4 separate regions of the Mus musculus genome follow, and regions 2, 3 and 4 are each linked to region 1. A link is a loop called in an ENCODE intact Hi-C map of the cell type or tissue named here. Cell type or tissue: gastrocnemius. All regions are shown on one strand. Each heading gives the region's core, and the rest is flanking DNA. Links, peaks and the distances in the headings are about the cores only.

Region 1 (7,629 bases), core at 880-5,879:
AGACACAATGCCAAGGAGTGGATGGTCTGTGAAAACATGTTTGTAAAATGGGAGAAGAGTGTACCAGGATGCTTCAGCAGAGGGTAGAGGAGGATAATGCTAACTGCAGAGTGTTCTTTCAAGAAAGCTCAAAGGTAACAGCAATACATTTTAACCTATTGCCCACTAAAGAAATAGAATTCTCTCTCTCTCTCTCTCTCTCTCTCTCTCTCTCTCTCTCTCTCTCTCTTTCTCTCTCTCTCTCTCTCTCTCTCTCTCTCTCTGTGTGTGTGTGTGTGTGTGTGTGTGTGTGTGTGTGTGTGTGTATGTGTGTGTATAGTTCCAAATAACGAGAAAAAAAGAAACAAAGAATGAAAGGGAGAGAAAGAAGGAGGGGAGGAGAGAAGTAGAAGAAAGAGAAGGAGAAGGCAAAAGAGGAGAAGGACGACGACGAGGAGGGGAAGAAGAAACCTCTTTCTACAAGATAATCTTGGAGGCCCTGGGTCATGCCTTCAGCTGTTTGCTAAGGCTCTATATGCCAGTCTGCCAGTCTACCAGTCATTTTCTCTGCCGTTGTTCAGTGCTGCTCCCTCTGTGTTTCTGTTTATGCTTTTGTTTCTGCGGGGGAAATAGCTTGACTTTGTTAGCCAGTGAGTGATAAATGTAAACACTCCATAGGGAGTGGTAGCTGATGATCGAGTCCGTGGGTCACCTCTGTTCCACAGCATTCGGGGTTCAGCACAGGGATGGGGCTTGGGATACAAACAGTTTTGTTTTGGACGGACCTGTCCACCAAGCGGTAGGGACTTCCTGTTCAGGAAGCAAGCGTGCAACAATCAGGCCAGTGGAATCCCTCTGCCCAGACTGACAGAGAGCGAGCGCCACTGTGCAACCACATCCTGCCCCAGAAAACACCTGCCTGTAGCAACACTCTGACCAAGCTCTGGTCTGACTCTCAGATGAAAGCCAGCTGACTGAGGACTCAGCATTCCTCCTGAGAAGCAGACATGTTTTTATAATTGCAATTTGCTGGGCTTGTTGCTAAGGGGTTTCTATCAGAGCAAAGCTTGCTGAAGGCTATAAAATGTTTGACCTAGAGGGTGTAGGTCACTGCCTGCTGGGGTAAATGTCACGATGGGGAATTAGATGATAAAAAAAATTTTGTTTTAAATATTTTTTGGCCTGAGAGTCAAAAGCCCATCTCGATATGATTGAATGTTCTGCTGTTCCATATATTTTCTTCCTAAAACCTCTTTCTTCATATTGGCTAGTGTGTGTACGTGTGTGTGAGCGTGAGTGCACATGGATGTATATGGAGATTAAAGAATATCAGGAATCCGTTCTTTTTTTAAGCCTTGTTTTAGGGGCATCTCTTGTTTTTTTTTTCAGGGTTCTGGGGATCGAATTCAAGTAATCAAACCCATATGGCAAACATTCTCAATCACTGGACCATCTCAGTGCCCCTGACCCCAAACCTCTTATGGAATGTTTATAGAATCCCTTAATAACCAGGGGGCAAGATGGTCCCCGGCGAACCTCATTCCCTTCCTGGTGTCCATAGCTCATGTGGTCTCCTCATGCTGAATCAGGACTGACATGTGTGACCAAAGACACAGTACACGTGATAGAGTCTCGCTCCTGAGATCGGGTCAGAGAAGTACTGCATAGAGCTGCTGACTGGGCCGTTTAGATGGTTCACCCTCAGGAACTACCAGGCCACAGGGACCCTTGGCAGATCCATAAAGAGTCTCACTGTGACATCGCTCCGATCACTAAGCATGTAATGAAACAGTCCTGGAAGTCATTTCTCTGTTAAGCCTTTTGGTGACCATGACATGATAGCAATCTTACAGGAGTAAGCTCCCACCTAGAGAGGTCTCCCCTGAATTCTGGCCCTTGGTCTTGGTGGAGAGACAATGGTGATGTAATACACTAGATAAATTTGGTAGCCATTTGAGATCCAGTGAGAAAGAAGTAAACACAAATCCTCTTCTGAGGCTTCGGGATCTTGTAGAGGAGAAGTTTGAATTCTTGAGACAGAGTTCATACAGTGAATGTTAGATCATATTGCTCGAGGCAATGGCAAACATTTTTTTTTTTTTGGAGAATTCTTTCCTGTAATTAGCATTGGCTTTTTGACGTCCACTTTTGCCTTTATGAAATTCCAGAGCACTCACATGTAAAAGTCTTACACCATTGCCTTTAAGTCTGGCCTCATCAATGCCCTGGACGTGATGTTATTCTCCTTACAGTCTATAGCTGATGTGGTGGGTTTAAATACGAGCCACTAGTTGAAGGCTGGTAAAGATTGTTCTGGTATCTCCATAGCACTACTAACTTGCAGTACCCAGGACCTTAGAGAGTTCATGCTCCAGAGGGAGCCAGCAAACATACACACCCACACAGTCAGCTGGAAGGTGAACCAATGAAAGAGTATGGATGGAGAGAATTCAGGTGGTCCGTCCACTGCTGTCTGCCTCAGTTTCCGGGTCAGCACCTCAGCTGCAGAAGAGGGCAGAGATCTAGTCATATATATGTGTATATATGTGTGTGTGTGTATACATATATGCATACATACATACATATATATGTCATATAGTCACATACATATATGACACACACATATAGTCGTAGAAATACATCACAGTGACTGGAATGCAGAAAGCAGAGACACAATCCGCTCTCCAAATGGGTGTTTGAGATGCTGAGGTGTAGCAAAGTCCTCTTAGACTGAGTTGTGGGCCTGAGCTTTGGAATTCCATTTTAGAGGGATGAAAAGGAGGCGAGGAGGCTGGCATCCTCTCTCTGATGCTCAGCATCGCCGCGGGCAGACTTCTCAGGCTTCCTCTGTCACAGCTGTGCAAGCCCTCCATCTCCTCCCTGCTGCCTCTTCCCCCAACGTGGCCCTTTCTGTAACAGTTTGAGTCACACATTAGTAACTTACCAGTAAGTTCAAGCAAGGCCTTGAAAGCAGAGGACAGAATTCCTCTTCTTAAGGAAATCAACGAGGTAAGTTTGACTCCTGTATGGATTGAGTGCTTTTACAAATGCTAGGCCGCTTTCTCCAGGAGTCATATAGCCATTCTGTCATATGTCTGACATATTGTCGTCTCCTCCTCCTCCTCCTCCTCCTCCTCCTCCTCCTTCTCCTCCTCCTCCTCCTCCTCCTCCTCCTCCTCCTGCAGGACAGGGTTCTACTTTGTAGCCCTGCCTGGCCTGGAACTTGATATAGAAATCTGGCTTGCCTCAAACTGAAAGAGATCCTTCTGCCTCTGCCTCCCAAGTGCTGGGATTAAAAGTGTGCACCACCACCACTGCCCACCCTGTCTTCTCGACAAGCCTTCAATCTTTCATTTTGAGGCAGCATCTCCGTCTGAAGCCTAGACTGTGTCAAAAGTTCCTATGCAGTCCAGGCTGGCCTCAAACTCCCAGTGACCCACCTGCCTCAGCCTCCCAAGTATTAGATGTTTCAGGTTCATACAGTCACATTCAGCTTAGTCTTGAGTCCTGTTATACCTCGTACCTTCCTACAGGAAACACAGAAAGTGAGCCTGGCTCTCTAGATACCCTGGAAACCTCTTCCATGGGATGTGGTACTGCCGAGGCCACATTAGCTTAAGACAATTAAGCAGCCTCAAATACCACTAGCCCCAAGGTCATGTGGCACTACACACTCAGTGTAGCATTACAAAGTATTTCTCTCCAAAGCCCCTCAGCTTTCATCACTAGGTAAGAGCAGCCAAGGGCAAAAACCCTTCCTCCTTTTTTCTTCCTAGATTGGTTTTTCTCACTTCAACCCCCAGAGGGCGCTAGTCTTCAAAAAACCCACCAGACTAGCAAGGCAGGGAAGTGCAGAATGCCAGCTGTTCACCCTGCAGGGAGGGAAAACCCTTGGCAGTTCTCCGTGAATAATTTACACTGGTGAAATCTAACCACAGGCTTTAATAGCACTTGTAAGTGGGTATCTTCTCCCCTAATGGTAAAGAAGCCCCAAGCCATGCTTTATCTTTCTTGCCATTTCTTCTCTTCTCTCAGCCACTGTCTCCGGGCACTGGGAGACTTTCTCCAGAAGCTAAACCCATGCTTCTCACTTCGCGTCCGTCCGGTTAGTATCAGAAAAATGGGAGACGCCAGGCATTGCAGGAGCCAGACATTTGCAGGCTGTAAGACTTCAGGACTGCAAGAGAGCAAAGGACACCAGTCTTGGGGTTCCAGAGATCTTGCCTCCTATCCGGACTTTGGGTACATAGTAGAACCATAACTCAGCCTTACTTATGCCTGAAACGATCGTCAATCTTGTCGATTCTAGCCATAGAACAAATTCATCTGGACATGCAGCATGCTAGCACAACGGGAATGCATTTCAAAGTGAGTTGTGTCCCAAGGTCCCTCTTACCACCTTCTCAGGACATACACATTGACACCAACTCTTGAATGGTCTCCTACAGAAGCCTCACCACTTATGCGAGTTAAATTACTTCCTTTCCCTACCCAAAATAAACCCCAAACCCTCCCCCCCCCAAAAAAAAATCACTTGTTTTTTTTTTCATTTGCCTGGCATCCTGCCAAACATTAAGGATGAAGTAAGGTTATTTGAGATCCAAAAGCAAGATAATCGAAAAGGCAGGTGGAGGAATGAAGAAGAGTCAAGAGAGACCTCAGAGGCAGACAAGGTTGGAAATTGCTTAGCAGGAACGCCTTTTATAGTGTAGGGAGTTATGCCTCCCCTGTGCCCACTTGAATACCTGATGTCTTCAGACCAGGCTTAGAAAGTTACAGGTTTTTCTGAATTGAGAAAGCCCAAACACAGACCTTGAGAAAGTGCCCTTCCTTTGTAGCTGAAGATGCTTTCAACAGTCACTGAGCTAGGACCACGGAACAGGGACAACTGTAAATCTCCAGATTGCTGCATGCTGTCCTCAAGGGTCTTTCTGTCTAGCAAGGGACACAAACAACAAACAAGTGGTTACAACACAGTGAAATAAACATCATCTGTGTTTGAGACAGGTGTCACATGCTTAGGACCTGATTAAAGGAGATGGGGTTCTGGGCTTTGTTGCAACAGCCTGCATCCTTCATCACTTGACATCTCTAGATGCCAAGCTGACTTGTCTGGAACAAACTGTCTTCCAGTTCCTCTTCCCCATCATATCACATGACTTCTGCCTCTCCAATGATCCTAAGGAAGACTCATGAATTATGCTTTAAGATGCCATGAGATGAACCCTAACCAGATCCCAGGCTCATAAGGTATGAAGAACGATATATTTAAGTCTTCATTCATCATGTGTGTATCTTTTCCAAACATGTTTCTAATTTTTATTGATTTTTTTTAATGTGGTTTGAGAATGTCTGGTCTTCTCATTATAAAATTGTGCCTGCTTTAAAAACATGGCAATCGTCAACCACCCCAGCCACATCGGGATCTGTCCTGGGCTTACCGTTAAAAGAACCAAGTCCTGGAGAAACCCTCATTCAGAGTGAACTGCTACAATGGCTCTGAGCTGCATTCTTCATTACACAGGGCATAGGGGGGAAAAAAAAGAAGGGCAAATCGTGCGGAAAACAGTTGCTCCACAAGGCCCAAGGTGCTTCCTGGATCTGAAGAGGAAACCTGTAATAATTAATAAACACAAACACCCTTGTGAATGATGACAAAGTTATGTACAAGAAAACAAGTACCACACACACTGAAGTTACCCAGAGTGACTCGGATGTGTGTTTTTCTGGGAAAACGCAGAGGCTGATAGCATGGGCTCTGGTGTAAGATATGCGGTCTCCAGTCAATCACTTATCGCTTATATTGCTGCGTGACTGGTCAGTTGCATAATCTGTAAATTAATTTCCTTTGCTGTAAAACTGTAATGCACCTACTTTGAAGTGTTCTCTCCTTTAATGCTCTGGGGAGATGGATGGCTCAGTGGGTAAAGCCCTCGCTGGGTAAGCTGAGGACCTGAGTTCAGATCCCAGCACCCCATGTGAAAGCCAGACACAGTGACAAGTACCTGTAATTTCAGTGATGGCAAGGTGGAGACAAGAGGGTTCCCAGTACTTACTTAGCCGCTACTCTAGCTGAAGCAAAGAGCTCCGAGTTCATTGAACAACCCCCTGTCTGGAAAAATAAAGAGGAGGCATGGAAAGAAGACTCAGAGGGTAAAGGGTGCTTGCCACAAAAGCCTAACTTCCTGAGCGCAACCCTCAGAACCACATTAATGTGAGCAGAGAAACTCAATCCCACAGAGTTGTGATCTAACGTCCACACACATGCTATAGTATTGTATCATAAAGACATCACACATATATACACATCATATACCCTCATGCTAATGATGAGGATGATGAACACAGCTTTTTAAAATGAGGTAGAGATTGTGGAAAAATAAGACATCAAACATCAAAACTCTCTCTCTCTCTCTCTCTCTCTCTCTCTCTCTCACACACACACACACACACACACACACACACACACACACACACACACGTTAGAGACAGAGACAAAAAAAATCCATCACTGTACACGTACTATAGAGAATACTCGTTGATATCATTGGCTATGAAAAGAAGAACAGGAGAAGGAGGAGGAGGAGGAAGAGAAGAGGAGGAGGAGGAGGAAGAGGGGGGGAGGAGGAAAAGGAAGAGGCAAACAACTTGGCATTGCTTGCCTGGGTTGTCGCTGGCAATAAAGACAGTGAGGAGACATGAAGCAACAAACAAAGTTGCGTGCAATTTGAAGAATGCATGGTCTAGAAGCTCTTCCTGTGAGTGCTCCTCCAGCACTGTCCATCCTCTTCGCTACCCCCTGAAGGCTGGTCTACGTGGCCATGGACAATAGCTGTTTGGCCTTCCATATTCTAGGTGGATTTGGCTCAAACTAACTGGCTACATTTCTCCACTAATGAGTATTTCTGGGGGGTCCTTTCTTGTCTTCTGATTCTGGGGAGCACCCTCTGACCTCCTGAGTTTAAAATACCGACAGTTGCTATGCATTGTGTGACCCACCTTGGGGTTCTCTGCCGTTCTTTGGAGACCCTAGCACACATTTGCAAGTTATCCCTCTGGAAGTCTCTTGCAGTTACTCAGCTGAAACTGCCTTTTGGATAGTGTGGAACTTTGACAGACACAGAGAAAATGGGCTTCAGGGTCAGTGGTCCTAGGACAAACATTTGGAAAACGGCTCTAGACAGGCCGCATCAGAAACACTGAGAGAGCTGCTGAGAAATACAGACCTCTGATTCCAGGGGTGGCCGGCTGAGTCTCAGAACACATGGAAATCTGTAGCTAATAGTTCCCCCTGCTGACACACACCAGTGCAATTCGGAAAGCGCTCCCCTGTTAGTTACCATGGGGGTCTCTGCCTTGGCAGAGTTTTTGGTTCTTCCATTTTTGTTGGGCCTTGGTTTCACTTTGAAATAAAACAATTCAATTCACCCAAGCAGTATATATGTTCCAAGAAAGACACCCTACCTGGGTTGTTTGCTTCGGGTCTAAATGTCCCTGGCACGTTGTTGGCACTTAGTAAACATTTCTGGAGCTGTTACTGAATGACTAACTTGATAGGAATGATCAGAGTAGCGTGCAGGGCTTAAATGAGATCAAGGGTGAGACCTTGAGGCTGGTATTGCTAAGCTAATTATTTGATTAAGATGCAAA
Region 2 (7,629 bases), core at 446-5,445, 97 kb after region 1:
GCACTCGGAAGTTGCTGCCTCATCACCCAGCCCCTAATTTTACAACCCAATCCCTGCTGAGTCAATCAGGAGAGCAGGTGACCAGGCCCTAGCGAGCACCTAGGGAAATGTGGAAAAAGCCAGGTGTGTCTTCCATTTTTCAAACAAGAGCCTGGAGGCTCTGGGTGCCTCTTGCCTTCCTTTCTCCCAATCACTCCCCTAATTGACTTGTCCTGCTGCCACCAGCCCAGAGCAATCTGCAGCTAGCTCACTGCCACCAGCTCAGACTCTCCCCACTGCTGCTCTCAGGAGAGCATATTAGCACTCGGTGCTCAGATGCATTGTGCAAGCCCATTCTGGCACAGACTGGGTGACAAAGCAGCTTTGATGTATTTGGGGATCAGAGCACCTGGGTACATGTGGCAGAGAGCTATTATTCCAAAAGAATTCTCCTTTTCTGTTCCTCTTAATGTTCTCTGTTTGCAGAACTCCATTCACAATTGAGGAGTAACTATGTTCTCGAACCAATCTTCCTCCCTAGGCTCCTTATAGTTAACCATTAAGCCCTCAGTGCTCAGAAGCAAGTCTGGTCTATTTCAGGTACCCAGTTAACTGTACATAATGCATAACGCCCCCCCCCCCTTTTTTTAACCAAGCCTAAGACTGTGTCTAACCAAGCTTCCTCCTGCCCCGGTCTCTAATTCAGTTTGTTCTGCTGCACAGGGTAGTTTGATAAATGCATCTTTCCTGTATTTCAACTCTAGGCTAACTGGGGGCTTCTATGCAGGTATTTCTGCAACTAACATTGACATTTATTTAAAAATAAATAAAGGGCCAGATAATAATCTTTTTAGGCTTTCTAAACGAAGGGGCAAAACCAAAGACATCATGTGCTTCAACAGGACTCCCGTTTGTTTCTAGACAGAGAACACTTCTCATGCTGGGTCACATTTCCAAACAGACTATCAGCCAGGTTTCTGTAACTCATGCTGGGTGAGCGTGGCTGCAAGCCCATATAAACCCAGACTCTGCTTATAATTCCTGACTTTCCCTGACCATCAGAGCTACTGTAGAAGTAGGAAAGGTTTTATCTCCTTGCATGTGGAAAGAGAATTAAGAAATGCCTGATGTGTAGAACAACAATATGAACTAACCAGTACCCCCAGAGCTCGTGTCTCTAGCTGCATTTGTAGCAGAAGATGGCCTAGTCGGCCATCATTGGGAAGAGAGGCCCCTTGGTCTTGCAAACTTTATATGCCCCAATATAGGGGAACGCCAGGGCCAAGAAGTGGGAGTGGGTAGATAGGGGAGTGGGAGGGGGGAGGGTATGGGGGACTTTGGGGATAGCATTTGAAATGTAAATGAAGAAAATACCTAATAAGTAAATAAAATAAAAAAGAAAGAGTCCCATGAAAACTTTTGGTGCCTAAATATTTAGAAAGAGACAAATGCACGCATTATTTATTCCATTGAAAGGAGAAGGTGAACTCTGTATTAATATTGCTGTCTGATTTGCATTCCTAGTTGTGCTTTCTCAGTGAGTCCACTGAGCTTGTATAAAAGAAGCTTATATATAAGTATAAGTGGACATTAAGGTAAATTGAAGCAGCCTATTGAATAAACCAAGAAAAATAGTACTCATAAAAAAAAAAAAAGCCTGATGTGAACTATCACTGAGAAATATCCATTGAGATTTGAGGCAGTTTCTGGAAGGGTCTTTGCTCTGACGCCTACATCCGTCACATGTTATCTCCTGCTTTCCTGCTTGCTAGCTGAGGTGCCTTGTTTGTTGCCATGTGAAAGAAACTCACCAAGCTTCCCTGTCACTTGGTGGTTGAGGGATGTGCCTAGAGGAGCCCCCAGCTTAAGCACTTATGTCTGTAGAGATAATCTCTCAGGTACTGTGTCGAAGCATCACCTGTCATTAAAGATCTGGTGGCCTATCTTATTGGCATTTTAGAAAATAAAGGGCCAGGAAATAAACACTTGAGGTTTTCTAGGTCAAGGGGTAAAACCAAATATGCCGCATGGTGTTTTTTGCCAAAGGCAGGAAGTAGAAACTGGGAGTTCCAGTAGACAGACTGAAACTCTGGGAGGTTCACCACCTGCACTCTGAGGAAATTAGATATATGATACTGAGAAGTAACCAGCCATGTGGCAGACATAGAATAGTTTAAACAGGTTAAGTAAGTTAGGAGTTAGATGAGGAATAGGCCTAGCAAACGGCCATAAACATTGTTAAATGAATAGTAAGCTACTGGGAACTAGAGCAGGAGAAGGAGAGCCTGCAACTCCGCGAGTCTCTCAATCCACACCTCCTCCTGTGTTGGTTTTACCTGTTATTCTCCTGATAGTATAATGGGGCAGCTTTTAAAGATTTAAGTGTGTGTGTGTGTGTGTGTGTGTGTGTGTGTGTGTGTTTATTTGTTGACTCTTAGGGCTAGAGAGATGGCTCAGTGACTAAGAGCTTGTGTTGCTCCTGCAGAGGATCAGGATTGGGCTCCCAGCACCCACGTGGTGGATCACAGGTGTCTGTAACGCCAGTTTTAGAGTTCTGGCGACATTGTCTGTCCTCTGTGGGTATTTCATGCATGCGATATACACTCAGACACATGCGATATACACTCATGCGATATACACTCAGACACATATACACAGACATAACATTTAAAAACCAAAATAAATCTTTAAAATGTTCTACTCAGTATTTTTCAATACGTTAAAGGTGAAATTTTTTTAGGGTGTCTAGTTCACTATATCATCTCTGGCATGCGTGTATATTTGGTTGTTGTAGGGACAGGGTGTCAAGTAGCCCAGGTTGACCTTAACTGACTTGTGTAACTGAGACTGGTGTGAACCATCTGCTCGGCCTTCTGAGTGTGGAGCTTACAGGCATGTGCCCAGCTCCTGTTCTGAAAGCTCTAATCTTCCCAGAATATGAATTCAGAGGTGACCTTGCCTTGTTTCCCAGTGGTACACATCCTCTGGTATTTATTTGCTTGCATAATCCTCTTCTGCATCAAATCAAGGATGCTCAGGGTGGCCGATAAAATACAGCAGAAGTGATGGTTTGACAGAGACTACGGCACAAAAGAACCTTTTATCTGTTTGCTCTTCTACAAAAGTCATTTCAGTGGCGACCAACCACCATGCCATAGAGACACTCACTCACACAGAGATGCGCCATTTGAAGAACAGATGCCCACCACAAGAAGAATGCCCATGCCAGTTAAACAGTATCATGCTGAAATGTTCATGAACTCCAAAAGACCACCAAGGAGCCGGATCCGATGCTATCACACCAGGGACTTTATTCACAAGCTCGAGCGTGGGTCTTGATTCACTGCTGACCCACAGGACGGTTCCATGGAAAAATTCCTTGATCACTCACTGGGACAAGGTTTTATAGGAAATCACAAGTGAAGGGTGAGTGTTTCAAGCCTAGCAAGCATCTAATTGGGGTGCTACTGTGACCTTTGGTGTAATTGGCTGGTGCTGGGAGCCAAACGTTGGCTTTCCTCCTAATTGGTGGTTGTTAGGCAGGGGCGGCCTTGTAACCTGGAGGTGTTGGGATTTGCTGGGGATTAACCTGGAAATTGGTGCTAGACAGTGGATTTGTTAGAGGAGAATAAACTGGAGATCCAGATCTTGTTAGGGGTAGCCTGGAAACTGGAGCTAAGCTCAGGTTTTGTTTTGGGTAATCTGGAAACTGGAGCTAGGTACCGACCTGTTAATTTACTTAAGTCAAGTTTGTCTAAGATGGAGTCTGAACCCAAAGAATTTGATCTTTCAACAGCAAGTGACATAACCTTGGCCAAGATGTGCTCACTGCCTTTTGAGAGCCTGGGGCCAGACCCACACAGCTAAGGAGCCCCTGAATTCTTGATCTTCAGATGCCAAATGCTGTCAGAAATGGTTGCTATTTAAAATGGCTAAAGGGTCAGCAGGATAGATCAATGGGTAGAGCACTTTCCTCACATTCCTAACAACTTAAGTATGAGCTCTGGAGCCCACATAAGGTAGAATATGAGAAATGACTCCACAAATCTGTCCTTTGATCTTCCACATGCACTTTGGGAGCCTGCACATGATCAAAAATAATAAATAAATAAATAAATAAATAAATAAAGCTACTAAGTTGGGAAGGTACCTAGCAAAACATAAATTGGAGCTCTTTCTGCTCTAATGTAATTCCAAACATTTTAGAAACACTTTTGACAATAGAAAGATTTCATTAAATCTTGTGTCTACAATATACATGAATCCTGACAATGACACACTACTCACATTGTCTCATAGGACTTCAGAATTGCAAAGCTTGGATACACACTCATGGAGTATGGGATGGTGCTTCCAGCAGCTGCTGGGGGTTGCTGGGGGTTTGCAGAATCCCAAAGACCTGTGGTTAATGGGGAACAGGTGACCATGGGGTCCCTGAGGGGGCTCTCACTCCACGTCTTTGCCCACATTGTCCCTTGCTGAGTTTCTAAGTGTTGAGGTTTGGTCTGATGCTATGCATTGTAATGCTAAATTCTATAGCCAAAGGTCTTGGCCTACAAAAGACTTCTCCTGTTTACAAGCTTGTGTTCTGCAAACCTTGTCCCTTGATTTAAAGCTACTGGTTAAATAAAATTCTCTACAGCCAATTACTGGAGGGATTAGAGGTTTGGGGTGACCTCATGGGTCAGAGGAGAACCAAGGAGAACTAGAAGGTACAGAAGACAAAGGAGAAGGTGCCATGGTTTGGGAATCATAAAAACATGGCCCTGAGGGCTGGCCAATTGGAGTTAAGAGCAGCCCAGATGAAACATAGTTAAGTAGTAAGTAATAATTCAGAGTTATCAATAGGAAAGTAGATTCTAATAACGTAGAGGGTAAGTATCCACCCAGCTCTTGTGCTGTTGAAGGTTTATTGTAATTATAAAGGCTGTGTGTGTCTTCTATCTGGGAACTAAAGAGTCAAAGGCAGGGTAGAAGCCCCAGGTCAGGATTAAAAATTTTCTACATCTAAGCCCTGCCCACTCCTTGCACAGCTCAGATCTCACCTATGCAGCTCTCTGACTCTACTGAAGAAGGAAATTGGTCCCTCCTCCCTGTGAGTCTTCCTCATTCCTGCAGTGACTCAGGCAGCTCAGGGCATGCTGCACCATCCCCCACAACAGATGAGAAACATCTAGACAGCCATGGAGCCCAGGCCCTGATACCTCTCTTTGTATATCATGTATGATGACTGACTAGGAAATGGGATGCCTCCTAAGAGAGGACCATATTTAGGATATAGTTTTAATAAGGGACACACCCACAGGAAATAGTTAAGCTAACCACCATGGAAGGTTATAGTGTGTTCCCTTGACAAAGATACTAGAAGGAGGAGCTGTCTCCCCTAGTCTGTGCCACCCAGAAGCAACTCTTGTTATAAACACAGATATGCAAGAAGAGCCCTGACCCCTATACAGCAGCAAGGCCTTGCCACCCACAACCTGACCTGGGATACACACCCATGTATGTGTTCTGCAGTTAGAAACCCAGATATGAGGCTGGCCCTTCATTCAGTTATATGGCAAAGGCTGTTTGCTACCTTCTCTGGGTACTGACTGAATCTAGTAGTGACCTCGGCTTAGGCACATGTCCAACCAGGATTGGTGTGGGTAGCACATTTCTCTTTCTCCTAGTCAGATCATACGTTTTGTGAACGGGTTTAATGTTCAGTTTCCTGGTTAAGCCAGTTTCATTGCTTATATTTAATAAGATTTTTAATTAAACAGAAACCCTAGAGAGTACTTCCATTTATACAAACAAAAGAGAAAGACAAATAAACACTAGCATTGAGTGACTAATGATGTGGTCCTTTGCTCAATGTTTAATCTGTGACTTACTGACTTCTGGCTTCCTTCTACAGACTTCCTACCCAGCCTTAGCAACCTGTGGCCAAGAGAATGTCTTTATGTGTCCTTTATGTAGACTGCCAGGCTACAGCTGCAACCATCTATGTGTCTATAAACCTGAAAACTCTTTGGCCTATAACTGAGTTCCTTGCTTCCTCCTTTCCTCTTTCCTCCCTCCTTCATCCCTCCTTTCACCTTTCTCTCTCCTCCCTCCCTCCCTTCCTCCCTCCTTCCTTCCTTCAAAGTGCTGAGCATCACACTAAGTACACATGCCTGTGAGGCTATCAAAGAGTCATATAGCAGCCCTGTGCCTAAATTACCAAACCTCTAATTTGAAGAGAGAGAGAGAGAGATTGAGACAGAGACGGAGTCAGAGAGACGGAGATTCTTTAAAACTGTGTCAAATTCTTCATCACTTCACAGAAGAGAATAACTATCTTACAAAAACTAGAGTTAGCATCACGAACATCTGTCCAAAGGCATGTCGGAAATTCAGCCTCATTCACATTCCTCTACAAGATGGTCCAGAGTTCGAAATAGCTACAACCTCATGAATTGATGAGAGGTCTAGTAACCACAGACCAGAGCCTTGTGTGTCCTTTGCAGCCCTGAATGTGTGGTGTTCAAGTAGTGAAGCTATTCCTCAAATAGCCTTGCCTTCCTCCCCTACCCCCCAGCCCTGGAAAGGCTGACGGAACTGATTAGAATGTCAATGATGTAGAGGGGTTAGAATGTTGCAAGTCTAGAGCCAAATTATCTTGGGGCATCTTTAGGATCCTAAACAGCCATTTATTGCCCTTCCATGTGCCATTAGGTAAATTCCGTAGAATGTGCGAACTCTTAGTTTCCGGCCAACCAATGGGCTGTGAAACACTGTCAGCATCTGAGCCTCAAGTAAAGTTGTTCCTGCTTTGCTGTGATCCACCTACCCGATGCCTCCACCAATGTGTTTGAAAAGTACCCGGATTTGTAATAAACTTCTTCTGCTTCCATAAAAACTTTACCAAATCTTAGCACATTGGACACAGAATGCTGGGTAACTTAAATCTGTATTACTAGGCCATTGGGACTCATATTTGGCTTCAGAATAAACTATTACCTGCTTTGATGTGAGAGCTGTGTTTTTGCACCAACACCTCTGTCTTCTTTGGCTGCAGTTGTATTAAGCAGACACCGTGCTTCTTACAGCCCTGGCAGAGGACCCAGGAACTGTTCATGAAATACAGATGCTGAGCACTGTGGACCCAGGAGCCAATGTGCTTGAGCCTTCCTAGCCTTCAGAAGTTGCTTGCCTCAAAGGAACCCATCTCTGAATTTGAGGTCAGCCTGGTCTACAGAATGAGTTCTAGGAAAGCCAGGACACACACACGGACACACACACACACACACACACACACACACACACACACACACACACACACAAAACAAAAACAAAAACAAAAACAAAAACAAAACCTCGGTCTCACCGCCCACCACCCAACCCCGAAATAAAAGCAACTTAAGAGAAAAGGGATTTCTGTGGCTCACAGTTGCAGGCTAGGGCCATCACTCCTGGGCAGTGGGGACAGCAGGAACTTAACACAGATAGTCAGATCATATCCATAGTCAAGAGCAGAGAGCCAAGAATTAATACTTACATGCCAGGGCTCAGCTTACTCCTTTTCAGTCAGCCCAGGACTGAGACTATGAGGTGGTGCCACCCATAATCAGGATAGGTCTTACCACAAGTAACCAACTAATACAATTCCCCACAGCCTTGCCCATA
Region 3 (7,629 bases), core at 2,273-7,272, 91 kb after region 1:
CTAGAACTGCAGGCAGTTGTGAGCTGCCTGACATGGTACTGGGTACTAAGCTCCTGTAAGAGCAGTACATGTTCTTAACCACTGAACCATCTCTCCAGCCCTTCACTCACATGTAATGATGATTCACCCATTTTCTCTGCTATACAACACTGCATGGTATAAATGTCCCAGCAGTTTGCCCATTCCAAATGGCTGAAGGACCTTAAGCTTTTAAGTCTTCATGAAATATGCTGATTTGCACTCTATTGTACAAATCTACTAGTGCACATCTCTAGGAATGATTGCAATGTTATAAATGGAGGCTCAGGTAGACATTTGTCATCAAAATAATTATCCGGAAGCTACAGAGATAGCTCATCAGCTACGAGTGCTTGCTGCTCTTGCAGAAGACCTGGATTTGGTTTCTAGCACCCACACAGGGCTCACAAATCTGTAACTCTAGTTCCAGAAGATGCCACACTCTCTTCAGGCTCCCGTGGCCGTGGCACTCATGTGGGACAATTACATCACACAGGCATAATATAAAAAGAAATAAAAATCGCTTTTTAAAAAAATGTACAAGGTCAAAAAGCAAAGCCCGTCAGGACCAAGTGTTCGAATGATAAGACTGAGGTGATACTGGAGGGGGCTGAAGCACAAGCATCATTTAAAAGTTTGTCACTATGGTGAGCACAGACTTACCCTCTAACCATCTCAATAAAGGTAAAATGAGTAAATGAATGAACCCAGCCAGCTAGCCAGGCTACTCTGCATCTCTTCTCATTTTTGTCTCCCAGTGTAACTTTTCTGCATCTGTGCTTTGTAAGGACCAGCCCACTTTCCTCTCTCTGTCCCACCGCCTGCCATGAAATCAACTTCAATTCTCAAGTGACTGATACAGCTTTCTCTTGCCCTGGCATCTGTTATAAGAACAAAATCAGCTAATGGAGTTAAAGTGCTCCTAACAGCATCTAGTGCAAAGTAAGAGCTGTATTTATTTTTATTGTTTCTCCTTGGGAGCTCTTTGAGGAAAGTGTGACTCTCTGGCACAGAAATCAAGTGTTCTTGGTTCCTTTGCTAAATATATCTCTATAACCTGTATCTTCCATTTTGATTTTAAACCCAAATATATATTTTCTTAATATGATTTTTACAGATGAGAGAGAGAGAGAGAACAAGAATGCAGGTACCCTCAGAAGTTGGAAGAAGGCATCAGCATCAATGGTAGCAATCATGGGTAATTGTTGCGAGCTGCCTGATGTGGGTGCTGGGAACTGAACTTGGGTCCTCTGGAAGAACAGCAAGTGGCCATCACTCCAGCCCCTAAGCTGTAGCTCTTCACCTTATGCCACTTCTAACAGTGAAAGGTCAAGGTAGTGAGCTCTAGTCAAGTCCCTCGTCCTTCATAGGAGTCCCAAGTCCTTTTCTGTCACTGTGGGAGTAGGGTATCAGTGTTGCTGTTGTGCAAGGCTGGGACAGCACAGAAGAGTTCTGTTCACCCGGGGGTGGGGGGTAGGGGTGGAGTCCTTTATGTTTCCTTTAGTGAGCATCACACTTCCCCTTAGAGTTCTGGCTTCATTGACTGACCAAGTCTGTTGCCTCTTAAATATTTCTACAGCCTTCCCTCACACTGTCTCCTTGAAAGTTACCAACTCTTGTGATGATAACACACTCCCATAAGCATGTGCTAGAAGTACTCCCTACGCAATAGCGTTGGGCGGCAGAACCTGATGAAAAAAAAAAAAGATTCAGCTGAAAGAATGGGGTGAGGGGATTACGACCACCATTGCAGGAGTGGATTCCTAGTGAAGAGTGAGTGTGGACCCTTTTAGTTTTCTCTCTCCATTTGTGGTTCTGCCACATGAGGTCTACGATATTAGACACAGCCAGAAGGCCCCTCCAGATGTCAGTATCTCAGTTTTGGATTTGGCCTCCAGAATCACAAGCATTTGTTCATTAGAAGCTGCCTGGTGCTTGCTATTCTTTTAGCGCCACAAAATACACAAAGACGACAAAGGCGGCGGCGGCGGCGGCAGGGGCAGCAGCAGCAGCAGCAATCGATGCTCAGAGCAGCCCCTCTGGCTGATCTTATTCTTCTGCTCCTTGAAGTATCCAGAAATCTCTCTCCCACCTTCTGTGGCTACCCATTAACCAAAGACGGATTCTCAGCCATGGATTTTAGTATTGATTTCTTATCTATCACTTTCAGAATATTGCTAGAATCTTCCTTCACTGGTCAGCATCACACACACATTAAGCCTTACCGCTTAGAGAATGGAAGATCATGCTGCAGACTCGGAACTTTACAAGCTCACACTCCTTCTGATGCAGCAAGGGCTTTAGCATAGCTGGCAATAAAGATGGAGTGGTCACCACCCTCAACACATGCACCATTAGTGACAGGCTTTCTGTCTTCATCTCCACCAGGCAGAATTCAATGTAATTAGGTGACTTCTAAGGCCTGGGACAAGTTGGCAACTTGGGAAGTCTGGCTGTACTGTCCAGAGTTTTCATTTAAAGCACTTGGAGAATATTCAGGAGCATCTAATAATATCATCCAAAAAAAAAAAGCCTGGCTTGCTCATTCAGAGACTGCACAAATAAGTCTGGGTTAAGTAGGGGACAGAGCAGATAATGAATAAAACGAGTGGGAACAGAACCTGATACCAGAGGTTGGAGAAGGGTCATGTGCTTGTCCCCGCAGACTTTAGAACCATCAAGTTTCAGAACTGGGGCTATGTGACCTTCGGATGTGTCTAATTTAGCCAGCTCACTTTACAGAGAGGAAGACGCGTATGACTGAGGCGAGAGCCCTCGCCTAAGAGCCTACAGTTGCCAGTAAGGTAGAAAGTCCTTTTCTTTTTTTTTTTTTAATATTTTTTTATTACGTATTTTCTTCAATTACATTTCCAATGCTATCCCAAAAGTCCCCCATACCCTCACCCCCACTCCCCTACTCACCCATTCCCACTTTTTGGCCCTGGCGTTCCCCTGTCCTGGGGCATATCAAGTTTGCAAGTCCAATGGGCCTCTCTTTCCAGTGATGTATCCAGGGATCCATCCCATAATCGGCTTCCGAACGCTGACACCATTGCATACACTAGCAAGATTGTGCTGATAGGACCCAGATATAGCTGTCTCTAGTGAGACTATGCCGGGGCCTAGCAAACACAGAAGTGGATGCTCACAGTCAGCTATTGGATGGATCACAGGGCCCCCAATGGAGGAGCTAGAGAAAATACCCAAGGAGCTAAATGGATCTGCAACCCTATAGGTGGAACAACATTATGAACTAACCAGAAAGTCCTTTTCTATGCAGACATGTTTTCTTCCAAGATTATTCATTGTAAGTGAGGGAGAGGAGAGAGAGTAACGTAAGTGAAATTCTGAAAGGAAGTAAGGAAAGCTTTTGGTTTAAATCAAGAGATTTACCATAGCACAGGAACATGGCAGCGACATTAAGGAGTAGGGATGGAGCTGAAAAATGAACATAAAAATAAAATTCATCAATGGCGAATGATATTTCCATGACCCAGAATCCCTCCTTCCAGTCTAGTTTTTTTTTTTTTGCTTGCTTTCCTATTTGTTCGTTAATTTATGTTTCTCCATGGTTGGTGTGGAATTCATTGTGCAGTCTTCTCCCTCTGCACCCAAGGGTTGAGCCTGCAGGTGTTCATGGTGTACAATAGCTTTTGCCCCTTAGTGGAGGGTTTCACCAATACAAGGAATAATAAACTGTCTTTCTTTCTACTTTTCTCTACTCTCATTATGATTGTGTGTGTGTGTGTGTGTGTGTGTGTGTGTGTGTGCGCGCGCGCGCGTGTGCATTCTTGCATGCTTGTGTGCATGTCCATGAGGCTAGCACCGGGGATCTTCTTTTATCCCTCTCTGCCATTTGGTTTTCTCACAGTATCTGAAGCTCTATGCTGATTGACCAGGAAGCCTCAGGATCCTTCGGTCTCTACCTCCCAGTGCCAAGATTACAGGTCTTGCCACATCCAGGTTTTTTACCTTCTTGCTGAAGATAATACTCTAATCTTCATGCTTGTACAACACACACGTGACCCCCGAGCCATCTCCCTAGCCCTTCATATTTCTCTCTTTAAAATTTAAAAAAATTTTAAAAAACCATGAATAGTTTTCCCTTTGACTTAGTTTTAATGGTCCCCACTGGACTGCAGATGGAAAAGAAAGGAAGCAATGAACACTATGCTGTAAGCCAATCATGGGTGTCTATATTTGTCAGCCAGTGACTCGTCTGAGGGTCTATCCACTAAGTTAAGATGATCGCAGGCAGGTTGTCACGGTGGCGAAGGCTCTTCCTGTCAGAGTGGGGCGGGGGGGGGGGGGAAGGGGGAAGACAATCCTCTAGCATTATCACTCTCTCTCTCCTGCCTCAAGAAGCTGACATATGAGACTCTGTCGCTCAAAGCCGTGGTTCCCACCTGGAGTGGAAGAGGAAGCAGCGAAACAAGCAGGCAAGTTCAGAGACTCTGAGCTGCTTACGCCCTGGAAGTGCTGCGTGGACTTGGAGAGCAACTTCCTGCAGACTTCCTGTTAGAGAAGAGGACTGGACGTTCAGCTGTGGCTAGAGCAGACCTTCCTTCAGCTTTGTTATCTGAAGCCCAAAGCCTTCCTACCCAATGCCATTGGTTCAAATCATGTTTGCTTGTTTGTTTGTTTGAGACAAACTATTAAGCACTGGTTTACCTGAGACTTTCTAAATATCTAAGTACACACGAAGCTATCCTCAAACGCAGGAAGTTTTTTGACTAATACAAGGAATAGCAGATATTTTATCTTTCTCCTTTTCTCATTTCTCATTATGAGAGGGAGAGTGTGCGAGAGCTCTCACTGACACATGAGGGGGTGTGCATTCATGTGGGTCTCGTTGGCCCTGGGTGTCTCCTGTCCTGCCTCTGCTTCTCAAGTACTGGGATTAAAGGTGTGCACCACCATGTGTAATCCAAAATCATATCTGAGTGAAGTATATCTGGCTAATATAATACACGACCTTCCCTCTTCCCTAAATAGTGATCTGGTTCCTTGAAATATTCTTAGGTTCTTGATAGGATGGAAAATCCTTCCTGTGGAATATCACCTAATTTCTGAAGACCATTCAGACATAAATCTGTGCACTCACATGTGCGTGCGCGCGTGCACGCACACACACACACACACACACACACAGAGCCAGTTATTCCAGGGCATTTGAAACATTATCCTGGTCTCCCTGAATATTAGGCATATCATCTTATTTAGTCCTTTCTTGACTAATATCATTTTCAATTTTTTCTACTAAGGATGACAGAGATGAGCCATTTGAGTGTGACCTTTTCCTTTGCCTGTCCTTACAGAGCCAACAATTCCCACCTGAGTTGGCTGTGTGCCTGGGTGACACTAATGTCAATGACTTGCCATGCCTTTTGTTGAGGATGCCTGTAACTACAGGTTTAGAAACTTTCGCAAGCCCTCAGACAGTGCTTACTTACGGGCATGATTTTTTGCCACCAATTTTAAGTATACCACCAAGTATATTATCCTTATTAACAAAGACTAGATGATTTTTAAATTTTTATTTTTTTATTATTCTCTCTCTCTCTCTCTCTCTCTCTCTCTCTCTGTGTGTGTGTGTGTGTGTGTGTGTGTATGTGTGATGTCATTGATGTCATGTGCCCCAGTGAATTAATCACAAGAGCCTGAGTGAGGGGTTATTTACAATGACATGGGCAACTTATCAGTAGCTACACCACTGAAGAAAACATTACTTTTCTGGGGCAACCATTAATCCTGCCTACCGATACTCATAGAGGAGTGGAGCCTCATGAGCACCCATCCTGAAATCCTCCCTGGAGGAAGGTCAGAGCTGCGCATACATAGCTCTGCGTTTGGTGCTTGGTCTGATCAAGCCCAGCCCAACAGTCATAAACAGTGTCAGAACCTTTTCCCAGGTCTACTCCAGTGGCCTCCTCTACCACAAGGCACTTGACTCACATCTGCTGCCTCGGGGACCTCTTCTCTCTTCTGGGGAGAGGAAGGGCCTGGCCACCGGTATTCACATTGCTTAACCTCTTAGTCAGATCTAGGGACAAAGGTTTGTGTTGCGAAAGGGCAAGTGAAACTTAGCCTAAGGCTGGGTATGGGCTGGCCTTACTTCACAGGGAAACGTCTTCAGTTTATATAATTAACACTTTCCATCTTCCCTTCACAGAATCGTCTGAAGAAAACAAACAAACAAACAAACAAACAAGAAAAGCAGAGTTCCTGAACTCTGAGGCTGATACTAGGACTTATGGCTATTCGGTGGAGCAACTCTCTAGCCTTGATATGGCAACAGCTGTGTCACTTCCCACCCTAGTCACCATTTCTCTAAGGGACCTAACCCTGCATGCTCATCACCACTGATATATTACTCCTCGCTCAAACTTACTAAAAGTTCCAACTCTGTAGTACCAGAGCATTAACGTAAGTGTGGCTAGATCCCATTGAGCGCATGGTGTTGGTGCCATGGCAACACGTGGGCGCATGCGCACGGGTCTGCCCCTGAGTCCACTGCCCTCATCGGTTACATCCCCAAACTGCCAACATTTGTGTTGTCTTTGAAAATCATGAGTCGCTCCTTCCTCCTTCTTGATCTGTCTGAAAGTTGTCCCCACCCATAACTTCCCTGTTTAGCCCCAGCCTGTAGAGAAGGCAGCAAGAAGATGCTTGTATGGGGCAATCCATTTGACCCAGAGAAAAAGAGAACCAAGAGGATGCAGGCAGGATGGGTGATGATTGACTGGGTTTCTTCCTTTAAGATTCATGTTATTTTATTTTACTTTATTTATGTGTATATCTGTGTACGTTTATGCACATGTCTGGGTGCCCACAGAGGCAAGAAAGGGCACTTGATCCCTTGGAACCGGAGGTACAGGTGTTTGTAAGTCACGTGATGGTGATACAGCTGCTGGGAGCTGACCTCCAGTTCTCTGAAAGAGCAGGAAGCATTCTTCACTTCTGAGCCATCTCTCCAACTCCAGGAGTTCTTATAACTAATGGTCTCACAGTGCTACAGAGGCTGAGGAGTGTGATGACCTGTGGGTCACAACAGCAAACCCAGAACAGCTGATAAATTCTAGTCCAAATCCTAATCCAAGAAGCATGGAGGTCTAACACAGGTAAGGTCCAGTCTATGTCTTACTCCACAGGCAAGAGCATTCACGCTCACGCTCAAAAATAGGCAGAGGGAAGACATTTTCCTACCTCTGCGATTTTGCACAACACAGGCCTCCAATGGGTTGGATGAGGTCCACCAGGGCTGGGGAGAGCAATGTATACTTCACTCTGCCAGGTCACGGTAGCACACATCAAAAGACACCCTTGCAGACACAGCCATTACAAATGCTTTTCTAAATACCTGAGCACCCTGGAGCCTGATCAAGTCAGCACATACAACCAACCACAACAACGCTCCTCTCGCTTTTCTGTACCGGTCTCTGGCATCTTCACATCTTCAGGGCATGTTTCTCCTGCTGGCAGAAAGTGAGCTCAGCAAGGTAGCCGTGAGGTCCAGGAATGACATCTGTCTCCATATACTGGCTTCCAGCCTGCCCTTCTTCTTCTGAAGTTGTCACCCACATCCACCCTCCGGGCTCCTCAGAACCTTCC
Region 4 (7,629 bases), core at 1,797-6,796, 150 kb after region 1:
CTAGTCCATGAGTTGGATAGCTTCCCACCTAGACCCCATTCCCCAGGGCTCGGGATGCAGCTCAGTTGGTCATATACTTGTCTAGCATGCACCAAGCCCCTGAGTTCGATACTCAGCACCACATAAAACTAGGCATGGTGGCACATACCCACCAGGTAGAGGCAGGAGGGTCAGTACTTCAAGGGCAAGCTTAAGAAGAGGCGGAACTGAAAGACCACATCTTTGAGAAAGAGTAGGAGATGGAGAAGAAAGAGGAAAAGCTGGCAGTCACAGAATGCCAAGATGGCTCCATCCAAGCTGTCTGCAGCCCATTGCTGAGGAATGAGAACCCACAGCGCTTAGAGAGGCTGAACCCCATAAACTCGTCACCAACAGTACATGAAGGGCCCTGGCCTCTGGGCAGTGGAAGGGTTGCTCGGCAGGGACTGCCCGGGCACGGAACTCAGAACTTTACGCTCCAGCTATGCAGATGCTCTAGGATGGAAGGGTGGGTGAGGGAGTCTGTAAACACTACACACTTCCGCTGAGACCGAAAATGTGTTTTCTATTTGAAAGTAGTGCAGAATCCAGCAGACCAGTGATGGACCAGTTAAGGAGGAGCAAGCAAATAGAATTCGCACTAAAGGTTTATCTCAAGGAAACTCCAGCCACAAGGGAGTATAAATGACAAGCGGGTGGGGGTTGTGATAGTATCTCAAGCTTGTTTCCCTCACCTTCCCAGCGCAAATAATGAATATGAAATTACATTTCAGACCATCTGCAGGTCCGTGGAGGAATTTCAGCTTGAGCCTTATCTTTCTTGCCAGGTCAGTATTTTGTAATACCTGACTCTATCGAATCTACTTGTCCTTATGTTAGAGAGCAAAAATTCAGATGATAAAGTAATAAAGAAGTGAAATCTGGGGCTGGAGAGATGGCTCAGCGGGTGAAGAGCCCTTGCTGCTCGTGCAGAGGACCTGAGTGCAACTCCAGCACCCACACAGTGGCATCCAACCCTCTGCTACTCCAGTTTCTGGCGATTCCATACTTTATCCTGACCTCCACAGGAACCAGGCATGCTTCTTGCAATACACATACTCAAGTGCAGACAAAACATGCATTTTCAATTTTTTTTTTAATTTTAAAAAGGAATTTAAGTCTATGTGCTCGCAGGATTTCAGATAAGTCAGATCATAAAATTTTTATCTGAATCTATTTCATTCCCAAGTTCACAGACTGAAGAATGCCCGATACAATGATCCCTTAACAATATCACAATATAATAAAAAAGATGATGTATTTGAAAGAGGGGAAGAAAGGGTATATGGGAAAGTTTGGAGGAAGGAAAAGAAGGGGGTAAATATAATGGTGAAATATCTTAATCTCAAAAAAAAAAAAAACCAAAAAACAAAAGAAATAACAACAACAAAAAAACCCACACTGCCTTCATTAAAAGGAAAGTAGGGTTCCTTTAAATCTTAAATGAGAGGAGACAATAATTTTAAAAAATATTTATATTACTTATTTGCGGTGTGTGTGTGTGTGTGTGTGTGTGTGTGTGTGTGTGTGTGTTCAGAGGAATATCAGATCCCTTGAAGCTGAAGTTACAGGCAGTTGTAAGCTGCCGGATGTTGGTAACAGGACTCAGATTCAGGTTGTCTGCTAAAGCAATAAGCTCCCTGCACCACGGCACCATCTCTCCAGCCCTGACACTAACTTTGAAATTATCCTTCTGAAGTGTGAATTCTTGTTGTACCCAACTCAGAACAAGGAGTCCTACCTAAAATAAATCAAATTTACCGAACAATTTTGTTTTTCGAAACAGGGTTTCTCTGTTTAGCCCTGGCTGGCTGTCCTGAAACTCGCTCTGTAGACCAGGCTGACCTCGAACTCAGAGATCCTTTGCCTTTGCCTGCTGAGTGCTGGGGTTAGAGGAGAGCATGAGCCACCTTCACAGCTATCACCCCCACTTCTACCCCTACCCCACCCCCAGGATTTGTTTTTCCAAATAATAAGTACATAGATGGAAATGTCACGATGTTGATTCCCAAACCTTTCAGGAAATACTGGTCAGTTATTCCATATTTGGAGTCACAGACATGCGTTATTGTATTGGAAATAGCCACATATACAGAGATAAGGCAAGTATGTTGAAATAAAATGAATTCTTAACAAGCTGTTTCTTTTCTTCTTTCCTCTCCACCAACCTGGCCCAGACCTCAGGTGACATGCAAAGAGGTGTGTTTATTGCATAAGGAAGGAACTGTGCTCACAACACTTCCAGTCTAAATCACCAATTAGCAGGCAGACAGCACAGGTCCTCTACTGTCTAACTCTCCCTAGGGTCACTGAAGGTCATGGGATGGAAGTAGGAGGAGGAACAGAAGCCAAGACGGACCTCCCTGGGAACTCCCTGGCCAAGCCGCAGAAGAAACATAGATGAGTGAACAGAGAATCTGGGAGCCAAGGCAAAGCCCAGCGTGAACTTCTCCATCACAGAGAGAAACTCAATGCTAACCTGGCTAGCCCATGCCTGAAGCCACTGGGAAATTATCTGAAGAGTGACTTCCTCCCACCCTGATTAGTTGAGGCCCAGACAACCAGATAGGATTTTACTACAACTGAAGTCTTTCTGAAGACTCTGCGTAAGTTAACCACAGATTAATTAGCCATGATAGATCGCATCTTAAAACCCCTAATTCCAAATCAAGGTAGTTACTGTGATGTTGCCTCTCTGCGGCATCCATGAGTTCTGACCATTCATTCCTGAGAATTAGTTTCAAAAAAACGGGAGCCCAAAGATTAGCTATGTCCAAGTGTGAACCGTCAATCTTTGTCTCAAGCAAAAGAACTCTTCCTTTCCCCGGAGCTCAGATGGAAAAGCTGCGGGAAGCCACAAGACGTGCTTCAAAAGCAGCCAAAGCTGGTAAGAACCAGCTGGCTCCGGAGGGCGGGCGGGAGTGCCCCGCCCAGCTGCTGGGGCGGCTGTCTGCAAGCTGTCCAGGCTGCTGACAGCAGTAGTACTGCCTTTGCATCCGGGAGCTGACTCATGGGGTGAGCTTTCTCATAAATAAATAAATAAATAAATAAATAAATAAATAAATAAATAAATAAATAAATAAAAGGGAGTGAGGAAGAGAGTAAGCGGGCTTTCTTGGTTGCGAATGGGAACCCACTCACATCTTAGAAGATTGTAGCCAAGCTCAGTCAGGATCCTGGGAGATCATGCTGTTTAGAAACCGGGATTCCCCTTAGTGCAGCCTAGACAGTTTTAACCAGGAAAACACGTTGCATAAACTTTTAAAAATTTTTGCCCGAGGACCCGAAGAATGGAAAGCAATTTCACAATAAATAATGCCTTGATGTAAAAAGACTCAAGTTAGTCTTTGTTAGTAAGTTTTTGTTTTGCTTTGCTTTGTTTCTTGAGACAGCAGCACCTCTCTAACACAACCCTTGCTGTGCTAAACCACACACACACACACACACACACACACACACACACACACACACACATATACCGGGCTGGTCCTGAATTCACAGAGCTCTGCCTGCCTCTGCTTCCTGAGTGCTGGGATTAAAGGTACCATGTTTGGCTCAAGGAAAAATTTTTTTAAAGATTTCTCCTTATATTTTATTGTTTAAAACATATCACACCTAGTGTGTGTGTGCGTGTGTGTGTGTGTGTGGGGGGGGGGGTGGAGGTCAGAGGTCAGTTAGGTGAAGGTGGATCTCTTCTTCCTCCGTGTAGGGATAGAACACAGATTTGACATCAGGTGTCTTTACCCACTGAGGCACCTCAGAGGCCCTCAATTAGGTTTTTTGAGCCTGACAGATTTGATTAAATTAGTATTGCTGAATAAATTCAACGAATTGGTGCTGTTATAACCTCAACACACCTGGCTTCCACCCTAATGGTCCCCCTCTCAGACTTCAAGGTTTCAGCCCCTCAGGTTCTGATCCCACAGAGGTTATCCAGTGTGTGAGCAATTTCCCGTGCACTGTTCCTCACGTCTCTGTGTACACAGTACCACTAGGCAGGGACAAACAGTCTCCACCCACGCCGCTCATTCTCGATAAGTCCTCTGATAAGTGTGGAGACACTTACCTGCTCTGGCATCCCTGTGGCTTCTACTCTTGGGATAGCAAATACCATAGGCAGCGAGTATGCCTGCCAGAGTATACAGTTTGCATCTCTCTGGATATATGTAAGGGTGTAGAAGGGAAACATTTCTGAAAGCAGAAGAAGGCACGAAGCTGTGCCCTTTCCTGTCTGACAGTCTGAGGCTAAAGATCTGCCTATGTTACAAGTCCTCAATTTCCTGTCCAGTACCAACTGACTCTTTTTCTTACTTTCTACAAATTATTTTCTTTGAGGAAATTACTCCTGTGCTGTAGACAGTCTCCCCCAGCTGTGTTTATCTGCTTAGGTTAGAACATCATACACTGTACACATTTCAAAAGACTATGTATAGCCTCTCATGGGTGTGTGTGTGTGTGTGTGTGTGTGTGTGTGGCAGATCTCACTGAAGTTTATGTCAAGTGACCCAGGATTAGACTTTAGAAAGACTTGTGTGCATCTCCCATAGTCTTTGCCTTTTTCAAGAGTACCCTGCCAAAAGTGGAATTATAAATATACAAAATCACACACCTGCCCCATGTTTTGGCAATGATTTACGTTAATGATAGGCGAGTCCACCCTTCATGACTCCGACTGGAGCTAAGTGGCTGTTTCCCTGGTGACAAGTTTTAATAGGAAAATCAAAAGCAATGTTGGTCTGTCGTTCAAGGAAAATGTTGAAATTAAAACAGCTGCACAATACCTGCAGACAGGTCGTGATTTCCTCATGAGCTAGTAGTGACCGGTTTGTGACATGAGGTCATGACAGACCAGGGTACAGTCTAGAAACACAGGACGGAGAAACCCGGCCAAGCGGAAACTGTCAGATTATCCCCATGTGTGTTTGGGCTTCGAAACAATAGAATAACATGTGTTTTCCAGTTCTGGTAATTGATGGAGAAAACAAGTATCCCCCCCCAACCCCCACCCCCCCATCCATAACATGGATTCTGCTTTTCTTGCTTTTGGAGGAAGCTGGTAAGAGCATGCATTAAAAAGATGAAAAATGCCGTCAATAGTAGGCTTAGCCCATGTGGAATACTGAGTCAGTGTGTCTAGGGGAGTTAAGAAAAAGGAATTGTCCACTTCAATCTCTTCATAGCAGTTTCACAGAATATATTTTTAAAAATTTGTTCCACATACCTGAACCCCCTGGTTTGTCCTTTGCTACTTTCTAGGCCATGCCAGTTATAGGGCTCAACACATAAAGGAACATGGGATTCATGTTTACTAAATAAAGTGCCTGTGTAAAACTATCCTGCCCTTTGCAACAGTGATAACAATAAAATAGCCATAGCAGTTATAAAGTGTGTGTGTGCACGCTTGTCTGTGTGTGTGTGTGTGTGGTGTGTCTCACCAGTGTGTGAGGCATATAGTGTATCAAGTCGATTTCTGAGCCAGGTGGTAGTGCATGCCTCTCATCCTAGCAGTTGGGAGGCTGGTGAATCTCTGTGAGTTTGAGGCTAGCTTCATTTGCAGGGCTAATTCCAGGACAGCCAGGGCTACACAAAGAAACCCTGTCTTAAAAAAAAAAAAAAAAAAAAAAAAAAGCTCTAAATGAGGTCGATGGATTCTCCGCAGACACTGGTCTACTCGCCCTTGCATCACAGTTGTTAGTTCACTACACTAAAACAGTGGTTCTCAGCCTTCCTAATGCTGTGACCCTTTAATTATATTGAAAATTTAATCTTTATATTTAATATTTAATGTATTACATTATATCAGTATTATAATAATTAATAACATTTATATTGCATATAACATTTTTATATTATTGCTATTATAATAATAGATTAATATTTAATATACCATGTAATAAAGTAATAATATATTTCCTTATATTGTGGTGACCCACACCCATAAAATTATATTTGTTACTACTTCATAACTATAATTTTGCTACTGTTATGAATCATAATATAAATATCTGATTAGCAGATGGTCTTAGGCGACCCTTATGAAGGGGTCATTCAAAGCCCCCAAAGTGGGTGTGACTCTCAGGTTGAGAACCACTGGCCTAAAAGAAAACAGGAGCCACAAAGAGCCATGTCACTAAGATCCACATGAAGTGCAGGACTGAGTCCATACACCCTTTTAGTTCAGAAGAGCTTTACAAAGCTGTCTGAAAGAAACTGAGACGTGGGGACAAAACGGGGCTTGTCCGAATTCACACATGGAGTGGAGAAAACAAAATTCAACTCTGACCAGAGGAAAGCCCAAATTTCTCACTCCCATGATCTGTTATTGGAAGTCTAAAGCCCTGCATTTGATGTGGAGGGGACATTAGAACCTCACCCCTGTGTCTTTCTTACTACAGACCAGTCCAAAGTTTCTGTAAAGTGTAAACTTTACTACTGAGCCAAGTAGAACAGGATGTAAGAAAACACTCGATGTTTGCAAAGGTGCAGGGTTGAGAGGCCCTACTGCAAATGGGCAGGTGTGGCTGCCTACTGCAAACAGAGAAGAAAACCGAAGAGCCGTTCTGAGCCGTTCTGACCATGATCTTGTCCTTTAAAACACACAAGCATGCAACAGCTTTAGTGTCCTGGGCATGTCTAGATGAAGAAAACCCCCTGATGCTGTAAGCGCTCACACACATTTCTAACGGAACATCTGCTCATGTCTGTGATTAATTATCAATCAATCCTTCATCCTGGAGAGGGATGCTTTGAGAGGCAGGGACCACTTTTCTTCTTCTTCACCCAGTACCAGGCAAGCAGTTACTACATCACAAGGCCACTGCAAATAACTAAGAATCTTTACAAAGCATCTTTGGTTCTTGTTTTGTTTATTTGTTTGTTTGTTTGACAGATTCTGACTGTGTACCCTGGCTGAACTTTGTAGCCCAGGCTGGCCTCAAACTCTTGGCCATCCTCCTGTTTCAGCATCTTGTGCTAGTAGTACAAGAGTGCTACCATCTTCAGCTGAGACTTAGGGATACAGTAATCAGTGAATCAGCCTGAAATGCCAGCAAACATCTTCAGCCTATTCACACATATGTCTCCTTTGCGCCACATAACCAGCAACACGAAACACACCAGAGCCTGAAGATGTCATCAATCCCTCAGCAACTGTCCTCTTACTACCCTGAAAGTTCCCCAGGGCCCACAGTCATGCCGAGATCAAGTAACACGTCCTTAAATGACCCTCTATGCTGTAGTGAGTGACACAGCAAAGAGCAGGGGCCAGGTCCACGAGTACTTGCCTAAAGGTCTCAAATCCCTTAGGCCAGAGGGTCTGTTTTCTAGAAAATTAACAACAACAAGGACCTAAAAACAAACCTCACTTGAATCACCAAAAAGCCAACTGAAATGTACAGCTGGTATTTATCCCAACTCGCTTTCACAACAGTTCTGAAAACTGCTAGTCCCAGTCAGACCATAGATACGGACAGCTGCTGTATCATGAAGCTTGGCGGCGAAAAAATAAAAAAATAAATAAAGCCAGTAACTGTGCTACCTCAGCAGCCAGAGCATCCACGACCTCAGTATGGAACACAAAGGCCACTGTATGAGACTGAGGGGGAGGCGTGG

Evidence for each region. Peaks named below come from ENCODE experiments on the same cell type or tissue, not always from the same donor. Only the 100,000 strongest peaks of a DNase experiment are listed, where the experiment ranks them.
Region 2: it touches region 1 in a loop (2.1-fold over the local background); 5 of 42 quality-filtered maps call a loop at or near these places.
Region 3: it touches region 1 in a loop (2.6-fold over the local background); 5 of 42 quality-filtered maps call a loop at or near these places.
Region 4: it touches region 1 in a loop (3-fold over the local background); 8 of 42 quality-filtered maps call a loop at or near these places.

What each region holds. Positions count from the first base shown.
Region 1 is chr17:43,226,222-43,233,850 of GRCm38, reverse strand. No RefSeq gene overlaps it. Among named protein-coding and RNA genes, the nearest start is that of Adgrf1, 40 kb to the left of the region's middle. In gastrocnemius, for the core only: a CTCF peak has its summit at 3,763 (motif pointing right); a DNase peak (open chromatin) is centred at 3,842; H3K4me3 peaks cover 664 bases; H3K27ac peaks cover 803 bases.
Region 2 is chr17:43,128,519-43,136,147 of GRCm38, reverse strand. No RefSeq gene overlaps it. Among named protein-coding and RNA genes, the nearest start is that of Gm34627, 15 kb to the right of the region's middle. In gastrocnemius, for the core only: no CTCF peak of the experiment used is centred there; DNase peaks (open chromatin) are centred at 970 and 2,855; H3K27ac peaks cover 2,092 bases.
Region 3 is chr17:43,136,974-43,144,602 of GRCm38, reverse strand. No RefSeq gene overlaps it. Among named protein-coding and RNA genes, the nearest start is that of E130008D07Rik, 18 kb to the left of the region's middle. In gastrocnemius, for the core only: no CTCF peak of the experiment used is centred there; a DNase peak (open chromatin) is centred at 5,368; H3K27ac peaks cover 1,757 bases.
Region 4 is chr17:43,072,551-43,080,179 of GRCm38, reverse strand. The region is part of intron 4 of Tnfrsf21 (tumor necrosis factor receptor superfamily, member 21); the gene reads right to left. Among named protein-coding and RNA genes, the nearest start is that of Gm34627, 41 kb to the left of the region's middle. In gastrocnemius, for the core only: no CTCF peak of the experiment used is centred there; DNase peaks (open chromatin) are centred at 2,413, 2,924, 4,011 and 4,892; H3K4me3 peaks cover 1,102 bases; H3K27ac peaks cover 4,151 bases.